Linked DNA regions of Homo sapiens: region 2 is linked to region 1. Evidence: chromatin loops called from intact Hi-C (ENCODE). Cell type or tissue: dorsolateral prefrontal cortex. All regions are shown on one strand. Links, peaks and the distances in the headings refer to the core of each region. The heading gives the core; the rest is flanking DNA.

Region 1 (5,381 bases), core at 77-5,076:
CCCGTCTCCACTAAAAATACAAAAAATGAGCCAGGCATGGTGGCACATGCCTGTAATCCCAGCTACTCGAAAGGCCAAGGCAGGAGAATCTCTTGAACCCGGGAAGCAGAGGTTGCGGTGAGCCGAGATCGCACCACTGCACTCCAGCCTGGGCGACAAGAGCAAAACTCCGTCTCAAATTAATAATAATAATAATATTAATAATAATAATTAAATAAAATAAAAATATAAATGGGAAATGTGATTTTTGTAGAATCTGAAACATTCCTAGGACTGTCCAGCTTATTAGCGTTAAAATTACTGCTATGTCAGAGAAGCCTACAACATCAAATATAGCCATATAAAAATTTCCTCAAAAAGAGTTGCCTAGGCCAGGCACAGTGGCTCACACCTGACACAAGAAAAGGATCTTTCCTAACATGCTGTTTGCCTAGCTCCCTGGTCTCACCTCCCAACACTCTCCACAAAGACATTAAACTCAACACATACCAAATTACTTCCAGAATCCACCTTGTTCTCGCTCTCCTCCATGCCCCCGTATATACGCTGCTTTTCTCTCACTGAAAAAGTTACATGCTCTCCCTAACTTTGTCATTCTCCTCCCACACAGCCCCACATACCCAAACTATGGATTTGACCTGGATAGGGAAAAACAGATAAGCTTCAAATAAACAAGAAGAGGAAAGGAGGGACAATAAAATGGAATATATAAAAGTCTAGAATGGGAAAAGGTGAAACAGAGCCAAAAAGAGGCAAAGGAATAAACTGCTGAGCTAGTACCCAAATACAAATGACATAAAAAATGTGCTAAGGGCCTGAAAAATTTATTTCTAAACCCAAACCTACTCCCAAGAGGCCCTGCAGGTAGGATGTGTTCACAAGTTAAATAAAAGTTTGCAGATAAGTGGTAAGAGATGGTAAAGAAGGTGGACAGAAGGCTTCAAGGAGGACTTGAAAGTCCTGAATGTCTGAATGGCAAACATTTGTAAAATGTGTCACTATTGGCAGGAGCAGTGGTTTGCACCTGAAAACCCAGCAATTAGGGAGGCAAAGGTGGGATGATTGCTTGAGTCCAAGAATTTAAGACCAGCCTGGGCAACCTTAATGAAACCCCATCTTTACAAAAAATACAAAAACTAGCCAGGTATGATGGCACGTGCCTGTAGTCCCAGCTATACAGGAAGCTGAGGTGGGGGGATCACTTGAGCCCAGGAGGTTGAGGCTACAGTAAGCCAAGGTTTCACCAATGTACTCCAGCCTGGGCAATAGAGCGAGACCCTGACTCAAAAAAAACAACAACAAAAGTCACCATTATTAAGATAAACAGTACTTTAGCAGTAATGGAGTCTTTGACATAGGACAAGGTGAAGGCCAGGAAATCTGCAGACATCTGTGTGTTCAGGTGTCCAATCCTCCACCAGAATATAGGCTCCATTAGCAAAGAACCCTTGTTCATACATCCTTTAATTTCCTACATACGTTTTCTAACTAACAGTGCATTTCCATTTTAGCACTTTGTGTTTCAATATTCTGTTCAATTATGATTACAAATGAATTATAAGTCCCCATTTTTCATAAATCTTTATCTCTTAGTTTACAATGTCATATCTTTTTTATTTTTTATTTTTTTGGAGATGGAGTTTTGCTCTTGTCGCCCAGGCTGGAGTGCAATGGTGCCATCTTGGCTCACTGAAACCTCTGCCTCCTGGGTTCAAGCGATTCTCCTGCCTCAGCCTCCCAAGTAGCTGGGATTACAGGCATGCGCCACCACACCCGGCTAATTTTTGTATTATTAATAGAGACGGGGGTTTCATCATGTTGGCCAGGCTGGTCTCGAACTCCTGACCTCAGGTGATCCACCCGACTCAGCCTCCCAAAGTGCTGGGATTATAGGTGCGAGCGACCACGCCTGGCCTACAATGTCATATCATTCTATTTTTTCAAAAGCATTCTCCCCAGAGGTTAGCAAATGCTTTCTGCAAAAAGGAAAATGGTGAACCTTACAAAACCATAAGGCTTTGTAAGCAATATGGTCTCTCTCAAAAACACTCCAACTCTGCCACTGTGGCACAAAGGCACACAGACAATATGTAAACAAAATGAATATGCTTGTGTTTCAAAAAAACTTTATTTATGGACATAGAATTTTTTTTTTCTTTGAAGATTATAGCTCAGTGCAGCCTTGAACTCCTGGGCTCAAGTGATCCTCCCACCTCAGCCTCCCAAGTAGCTAGGACCCCAGGTGTATGCAGCCACACCTTTTTTTTTTTTTTTTTTTTTTTTTTGGTAGAGATAGGATATCACTATATTGACCAGGGTGTTCTCAAATTCCTGGTTTCAAGTGATCCTCTTGCCTCAGTCTCCCAAAGAGTACCTGGGCTATGCACTGAAATCTGAATTTCCTGTAATGTCACAAAATCTTCTGAATTTTTTCAATCATTTAAAAAACATAAAAGCTATCTTACAAGCCATACAAACACACATGACAGGCTATATCTGGCCAGCAATCCACAGTTTGCAGACCCCTGCTCTACACTCTAACTTAAAGATTTGACTATACAACCCTTCCACTATTCCATATTTCCAAAGTACCACAATTAACTTTATTTGCAAGTCTTTCTGGCCTCTGGGAAATGAACAATTAGGCATTCTTCTGATTTAAAGCCATTCAGGTTCACCCACACTCACACTTAAAAAAAAAAAAAAGGCCAGGAGTAGTCACTAACACCTGTAATCCCAACACTTTGGAGGCCGAAGTGGGTGGATCACCAGAGGTCAGGAGTTCAAGACCAGCCTGGCCAACATGGTGAAACCCTGTCTCTACTAAAAACACAAAAATTAGCTGGGGGTGATGGCAGCAGCCTGTAATCCCAGCCACTCAGGAGGCTGAGGCAGAAGAATCACTTGAAACCAGGAGGCGGAGGTTACAGTGAGCCAAGATCGCACCATTGCACTCCAGCCTAGGCAACAAGAGGGACACTCCATCAAGGACAGGAGAGGAGGGGAGAGGGCAGGGGAAGGCAAGGGAGGAGAGGAGAGGGGAGGGGAGGGGAGGGGAAGGGAGGAAAGGAAACTTGCTTATCTAGTTTCTGATTTAAAACACTGAAGGAAGGAAAGGGGGATTTTAAGTAGCAGTGTAAATGACACAAAGAACAGTAACAACTGTTCTATTGATGTCAAATGTCAAGAGTCCATTATGATGAATCTCAATTCTCAGTCTCAACTTCTCTCCCGTAGATTGAAAAACTAAAATCTAAACAGTAGCTTTTGAGTTTGATGAGATACCCTAAAGTCATTCTCACATTTTAAAGAAATGCCAAAAACTAAACAAATGAATAATATGACCAAGCATATCGCAAGAAACGAAAAAAAATTCATTATAAGGAAAACACATTATATGTGCTATGTAACAATTGTAAGTTATTACAGGGAATAACATGAAAGACAACTGAAACAGCTTATCTTTCAAAGGATGAAAACTTCTCAAACTCGTTCATCTATATATTCATTCATATTTATTTTACACATGAACATGTCAATGTGTTTGGAATACAAGTAGGGCAAGAAATTGGTGTCCAAAACAGACATGGTCTGTGAGCTCTTGGGCCTATGTTGTTCTACATCTGCTCTTTCCATTATCATAGCCATCAGCCCCATGTAGCTATTTAAATTTAAATTAGAGTTAAATAAAATTAAAAACCGGTTCCTCAGTCACACTAGTCACACTTCACATGGCCAAGGGCCAGCTTTCAGCTATGATACTGGACATCACAGATACAGAATGTTTCCATAATCACAGAAAGTTCTGTTCGGTAGCAAAGGTTTAAAACGTTACATACTTCCCTCTCTCTGCTGACTAGACATTAAGATGAAACTTAACTTCTTTCTTTTAAAAAAGAGTGCAAAATTTTACTGCTGTCTTTTAGGGAAGTACCAGGTGACAGTCTTTCTACAGGTGTACTTTATATCAAAGCTGTAAAAACTTCTAAGGTTTTCTAATCCAGCAAAATAATCACCAAATGCCTTTACCAAGGTTTTAAAGTTTTTTAAAAAATTCCTGGAGGTAAGTATTTCATCATCAGTAACTATTCCAATTTACTAATTGGCTTCAAACCATTCTCAACTGCATTCACAACTGCAGTATTTCCTTTCCTAGAAAGTGAAGGATTCTGCACTTAACTGATTATCACATAACTCTCTATGATGCAGAAAACAGCTCCTGCTTGTCACCTCTGCATGGTGACTGGAACACAGAGGGTACTCAAACAACTGTTATATGAAGGTCAATAAACTGTAAGTCTCCAGCACTGTCAAAAGCAACACAAGGCCAGGTGCAGTGGCTCATGCCTATAATCCCAGCACTTTAGGAGGGCAAGGCGGGCGGATCACGAGGTCAGGAGTTCAAGACCAGCCTGGCCAATATGGTGAAACCCTGTCTCTACTAAAAACACAAAAATTAGCCAGGCATGGTGGTGTGCGCCTGTAGTCCCAGCTACTCGGAAGGCTGAGGCAGAAGAACTGATTGAACCCCAGCAGGCAGAGGAGGTTGCAGTGAGCCAAGATCGCACCACTGCACTCTAGCCTGGGTGACAGCGCAAGACTCCATCTCAAAAAAAACAAGCAACAACAACAAACCCACAAAAGCCACATTCCATTTCACAACTCTAGTTACTGATGGAGCTTCCAGTCTTTGCTGCTTCTCATTTGTTAAAAAAAAAAAAAAAAAACTTTATTCACTGCATGATTTAAGCAGCACCAAACTGCTTGGGTATCGGTTTTCTGGGTCCCTGAAAATCAAGGACTTACTAAACAGTAAAAATTCTACATGAAGAAATAAAATATTGCACACTGCCCGGGAACCATAAAATTAATATAAATTAATTTATCTTTTACTTGGCTATGAGATAGACTGGCTTTTTTTTTTTTTAAGATTAAGGTTTCATTCTGTCACCCAGGCTGAAGTGCAGTGGGCATGATCATGGCTCACTGAAACCTCCACCTCTGGGCTCAAGCAATCCTCCCACCTCTACTCAGCCTTCTAAGTAGCTGGGACTACAGACATGTGCCACCGCGCCCGGCTAATTATTTAATTTAGTAGAGACAGGGTCTTGCTATGTTGCCCAGGCTGGTCTTAAACTCCTGGACTCAAGCAATCCTCCGGCTTCAGTCTCCCAAAGTGCTGGGATTACAGGCCACCATGCCTGGCTAATTTTTTCTTTAATTTTTGTAGAGACAGGTCTCACTAGCCCAAGCTGGTCTCAAATTCCTGGACTCAAGTGATCCTCCCACCTCACCCTCTCAAAGTGCTGGGATCACAGGAGTGAGCCACCATATTGACCACAGACTGGCTTATAAATATGTGTAACTACAGTGAGATATTC
Region 2 (5,381 bases), core at 268-5,267, 150 kb after region 1:
AGTGCGCTATGATGGTGCCTGTGAACAGCCACTGCACACTACACTCCTGCCTGGGTGACGTAGTAAGACCTGCTCTCTTTAAAAAAAAACAAAAAAGGTAAATGATGGCCAAATAATTCTTCGCTTTTTTTTTTGAGACGGAGTCTCTCTCTGTCACCCAGGCTGGAGTGCAGCGGCACAATCTTGGCTCACTGCAACCTCTGCCTCCTGGGTTCAAGCAATTCTCCTGCTTCAGCCTCCCAAGTAGCTGGGATTACAGGCATGCACCACCACATCTGGCTGATTTTTTGTATTTTTTTTTTTTTTTTTTTTTTTGAGACAGAGTCTCGCTCTGTCGCCCAGGCTGGAGTGCAGTGGCGGGATCTCGGCTCACTGCAAGCTCCGCCTCCCGGGTTCACGCCATTCTCCTGCCTCAGCCTCCCAAGTAGCTGGGACTACAGGCGCCCGCCACTACGCCCGGCTAATTTTTTGTATTTTTAGTAGAGACGGGGTTTCACCGTTTTTTAGCCGGGATGGTCTCGATCTCCTGACCTCGTGATCCGCCCGCCTCGGCCTCCCAAAGTGCTGGGATTACAGGCGTGAGCCACCGCGCCCGGCCGATTTTTTGTATTTTTAATAGAGATGGGGTTTCGCCATGTTGGCCAGGCTGGTCTTGAATGCTCGACCTCAGGTGATCCACCCGCCTCGGCCTCCCAAAGTGCTAGGATTACAGGGGTGAGCCACTGCGCCCAGTCAATAATTCCTTTCTTAGCAGTGTAAACATTTGTGGCTATTAGTAAATAACTGATGTTGTTCAAAGACTTGGCTAGCCAGCAACAAAAAAGGCAACAATGCACTTCCTATCCATCATCTACAATTCATTACATTACATAAGACAGTGAAAGCAAAGAAAAATGCATTCTAGAGATATAATGTACCACTATGAAAATTTATCTTCAGTTTTTAAAAAGTTATTGTGTGAATTTTCCATGCTGCTATTGCTTTGTATTAAAAAATGAAAAAAGCCAAATGAAATGCTAAAACTGGGATCTGAATAGTTTTGATATGAAGATAATAAGTAACCTAGTTAACTAAGAAGTATTTTATAAACTTAACCGTTCCATATGAGAAGGAAAAAGCCAGGAAGGATTTCTTAAATCCTGAGCAATCCTCAACTCCCGATCTTGGAGGAACTCCCTCCCCACCCACCTATTCCTGTCAAGAATCGTCTGTTCTCTCTGGCTCAGGTACAGGCATAGTAGCACAGACTCTCTCCCAGGGAGTTAATAAATAGAGCAAAATAAATGTTACTTAATTGGGTACTGTGTATTATGGGCTGAACTGTGTCTCCCCCAAAATTAGTATGTTGAAGCTCTGACCCCCCAGGACCTCAGAATGTGACTGTATTTGGAGATAGGGCCTTCAAAGAGGTGATTCAGTTAAAATGAGGCCATTTAGGGTGGGCACTAATCCAATCTGACTGGTATCCTCCTAAGAAGAGGAAATGGGGACACACACAGATACCAGGGGTGTGCGTGCACAGGGAAAATGCCACATGAAGACACAGTGAGAAGGCAGCCATCTGCGAGCCAAGGAGAGAGGCTTCCGGAAAAAAAACAAACTTGCCGACACCTTGAGCTTGGGACTGTTAGCCTCTAGAAGCATATGAAAAGTAATTTCTGTTAAGCCACCTGATCTGTGGTATTTTGTTATGGAAGTCCTAGCAAATTAATACACTGTTTCCATATTTAAAATGAGTTAAATATATATTGGAAACCAAATTTCCACAGCATACAGACTTGCTGTGGTGTGTAGCCACTTCCATTTTTAAGAAAAGCTTTGGCACCTTGCCGATCCCCAGAGATCCAGTCTCTGCTATATTTACATTCCTGTTAGAAAATCAGACCGGTCTCAGGTTTAGTCAGTCTCCAGGAATTGAGAGCTCCCAGTCTGGCAAAACCAACCTCTGCAACCACGTCAAAGGATAAGTATAGGCTTTCAAAAGAGAAAGTTAATTTTTATTTTCAACCAGATTGTTAACTCTCAGCTGCATGCGAATCATTTACTTATGGAATTTTCATCTTGAATTATTGGCACTACGTATGTGGGGGTCAAAAAAATTAATTCATCCATTGCCTAAGAAAACTATCCTCACGGCCTGGCACAGTGGCTCACGCCTGGAAGAAACAATGCACTTCCTATCCATGATCAGTGATTTTTTTTTTTTTTTTTTTTTTTTTTGAGATGGAGTCTTGCTCTGTTGCCAGGCTGGAGTGCAGTGGCACAATCTCGGCTTACCGCAACCTCTGCTTCCCAGGTTCAAGCAATTCTCCTGCCTCAGCCTCCTGAGCAGCTAACACTACAGGCACATGCCACCATGCCCAGCTAATTTTTGTATTTTTAGTAGAGATTGGGTTTCACCATGTTGGCCAAGATGGTCTCGATCTCTTGACCTCGTGATCTGCCTTCCTCGGCCTCCCAAAGTGCTGGAATTACAGGTGTGAGCCACTGCGCCAGGCCGATCGGCAATTCTTAATCCCAGTACTTTGGGAGGCTGAAGTGTGAGGACTGCTTGAGCACAGGAGTTCGAGACCAGCCTGGGCAATATAGTGAGACTCTGTCTCTAAAACCTAATAAAATTAGCCTGGCATTGTGGCATACGCCTGTAATCCCAGCTACTCAGGAGGCTAAGGTAGGAGGAATGCCTGAGCCCAGGAAGTCAAGGCTGCAGTGAGCCTGATCATACCATCATTCACTCCAGCCTGAGTGACAGAGTGAGACTGTCTAAAAAAAAAAAAAAAAAAAGAAAGAAAGAAAGAAAGAAAACTATCATTGGGAGGAGCATTTACTATCTGTAATCTGTGCTCCTCCTGCTCCTTTTTCCATTAGCATGGAAAAAGGAATATACGTTTCTGTTGCTTTGATTTTGTATAGGCATAACAACAGTAACTCACCTTAAGTATTTGGAGAGTACATTAATAGCATCCATGGTGTCTTTGTTTTCCTTATATAGTACGAAGTGGCAGTAACTTCCCCTAGATTTTGGCCAAGAATGTTTTCTTGGATCTTGAAAGCAAAAGAATTAACATTATATATACCATAATAAAAGTTATAGATGTAAGAGCTCATTTTTCGCTATAGAACCTTTGAGTGGAAAATCAGTTCTAGTCTGATAAAGAAATACAGGTTAAGTGGTTATAGCTGTGTGGACTAGAGGTATTACATTTCCTGTAATTGGACACTTAACATTATCTATCCATATTAAAAATAAAAAGCTAAAATGTGGCTGGGCACGGTGGCTCACACCTGTAATCTCAGGACTTTGGGAGGCCAAGGCGGGCAAGATGGCTTGAGCTCAGGAGTTCAAGACTGGCCTGGGCAACATGGCAAGACCCGTCTCCACTAAAAATAGCCAGGCATGGTGGTACACGCCTGTGGTCCCAACTACTCAGATGGCTGAGGTGGGAGGATCACATGAACATGTAGGGTGGAGGTTGTAGTGAACCGAGATCATGCTACTGCACTCCAGCATGGGTGACAGAGCAAGACCCTGTCTCAAAAAATAAATAAAAGAAAAACATTTTTAATTAAAAAAAAGAACATAAAAAAATTAAGCCAGGTTAAATGTTAACTTCTGAGCAGCTAGTGTTACTTCAGTTGTTCAATCCTGTGTTAAACAATGTAAGATTTAGGCCGAGTGTAATCCCATGCACTGTAATCCCAGCACTTTGGGAGGCTGAGATGGGCGGATCACCTGAGGTCAGGAGTTTGAGACAAGCCTGGCCAACATGGTGAAACCCCGTCTCTACTAAAAATACAAAAATTAGCTGGGCATTGTGGCGAGTGCCTGTAATTCCAGCTACTTGGGAGGCTGAGGCAAGAGAATTGCTTGAACCCAGGAGGTGGAGGTTACCGAGCCAAGATCGTGCCATTGCATTCCAGCCTGGGCAACAAGAGCGAGACTCCGTCTCAAAAAAAAAAAAAAGTATGCATATCTACACACACACACATATATATATATATATATATATATATATATAGAGAGAGAGAGAGAGAGAGAGAGAGAGGGAGAGACACATACATATATATGCTTTAGATTTAAGCTGCTCAAAATGTTTTTTTTTAAGTACTTTGGGAAAAATATGTAAGCCTAAACTGCACTTTATAGACGCTGTACAATAACATTCATGAGTCCTGTGTGGCACAGAGCTGCAGTTGTTACTTAAACAACACATCTAGTTCATTTGATTACTGTAACTCCATGAAAGAAAAACTGAAAAAATGTTTCATACAACAATTCCTAGAAAGAGTCCTCTTCTTTTAAAAATAATCCTTTTTCATGAACTCATGAATCCCTTATCTTCAGAGGCTTAAGATACTGCTGGTACCGAAGCTGGTACTTGGATACCTGGCTTTGTCAAGGCAAAAGCACTGTTTGGTAAGTTAGTGATAAGTTACAATGAAAAGAACAAAAGACTCCATAAACCATTTCAGAAAACTGCCATAGCATGTATGCTTAGTGAATCACCCTTCCTTCTTGATAAATATGTGAGTTTTTTCTGTCTTGGACAGAAAAGTATTACAAGTATTTCTTTAGTCCTTGGTGTGAATTCCTCACAAGTTCTTCAGAAAACTGTTGAGCAGGAATATCATTTTCGGTTTTCCTTCCAGCTCACTATCAGTTAAGCAAAGTTGTCTATACTTAGCACTTGTGACAAAATCTTTGGCATTTCACTTTATCTACATGAAATGCCAAATGCTCTTACCTGCTGCAGTTCTGACCTCTGTCCAAATGCACAGCATAAAGAGCACAAAAGAGCAATGTTTAATTTATAATATTAAAGTGCTTTAGAGGTGAACATGCAAATGATCGCATGGTTAAGTTTACACTGAGGACTTCTACAGCACCCGGTAGTTATGCGGTGGGTTAACAGCCATTTAGACATTAACAATGGAATGTTTTAGAGGCAAACAGTGAACAAGTAGAAAACTCTTCTACAGGTGCAGCCTCCTTGTCTCAATCCCTTCACAATGGGCATGTTAGTTCACGCTCAAAGCTGCACTGTCTGTACCCATGAGATGAAGCAAAAGGTTTAAGGATAGTAAATGCTTCCCCAAAAAGAGATCTGTTTACTTAAATATGGGAGGACATGTACCAAAATGCTATTTGTGATTATCTTTTTTTTGATAGTGAGACAAGTAACTATTGCTTTGCTTTTTCTGCGTTTCATGAATTTCTTGCATTGAATTATAAAGACTTTTAAATTTGAAAAATGTTAAATATTATAGAAAACAGCTAAGTTCTTTATAGATTAAAAAAGATTTAAGAGACGACTTAAGAGGCTTATCAATGAGTGCAATGTTCTGACCTTGTTTTTATCATTCTTTGAACAAGCCATCTG

The links. Peaks named below come from ENCODE experiments on the same cell type or tissue, not always from the same donor. Only the 100,000 strongest peaks of a DNase experiment are listed, where the experiment ranks them.
Region 2: a loop joins it to region 1, with 2.6 times the contacts of the local background. A loop is called at or near these places in 2 of 110 quality-filtered maps.

Annotation. Positions count from the first base shown.
Region 1 is chr7:105,342,149-105,347,529 of GRCh38, forward strand. All of the region lies in intron 2 of SRPK2 (SRSF protein kinase 2), which reads right to left. Among named protein-coding and RNA genes, the nearest start is that of SRPK2, 44 kb to the right of the region's middle. In dorsolateral prefrontal cortex, for the core only: no CTCF peak of the experiment used is centred there; no DNase peak of the experiment used is centred there.
Region 2 is chr7:105,492,209-105,497,589 of GRCh38, forward strand. It overlaps PUS7 (pseudouridine synthase 7), which reads right to left. Exons shown (of 16, transcript NM_019042.5): 6 at 2,934-3,045. Among named protein-coding and RNA genes, the nearest start is that of PUS7, 27 kb to the right of the region's middle. In dorsolateral prefrontal cortex, for the core only: no CTCF peak of the experiment used is centred there; no DNase peak of the experiment used is centred there; H3K27ac peaks cover 1,138 bases.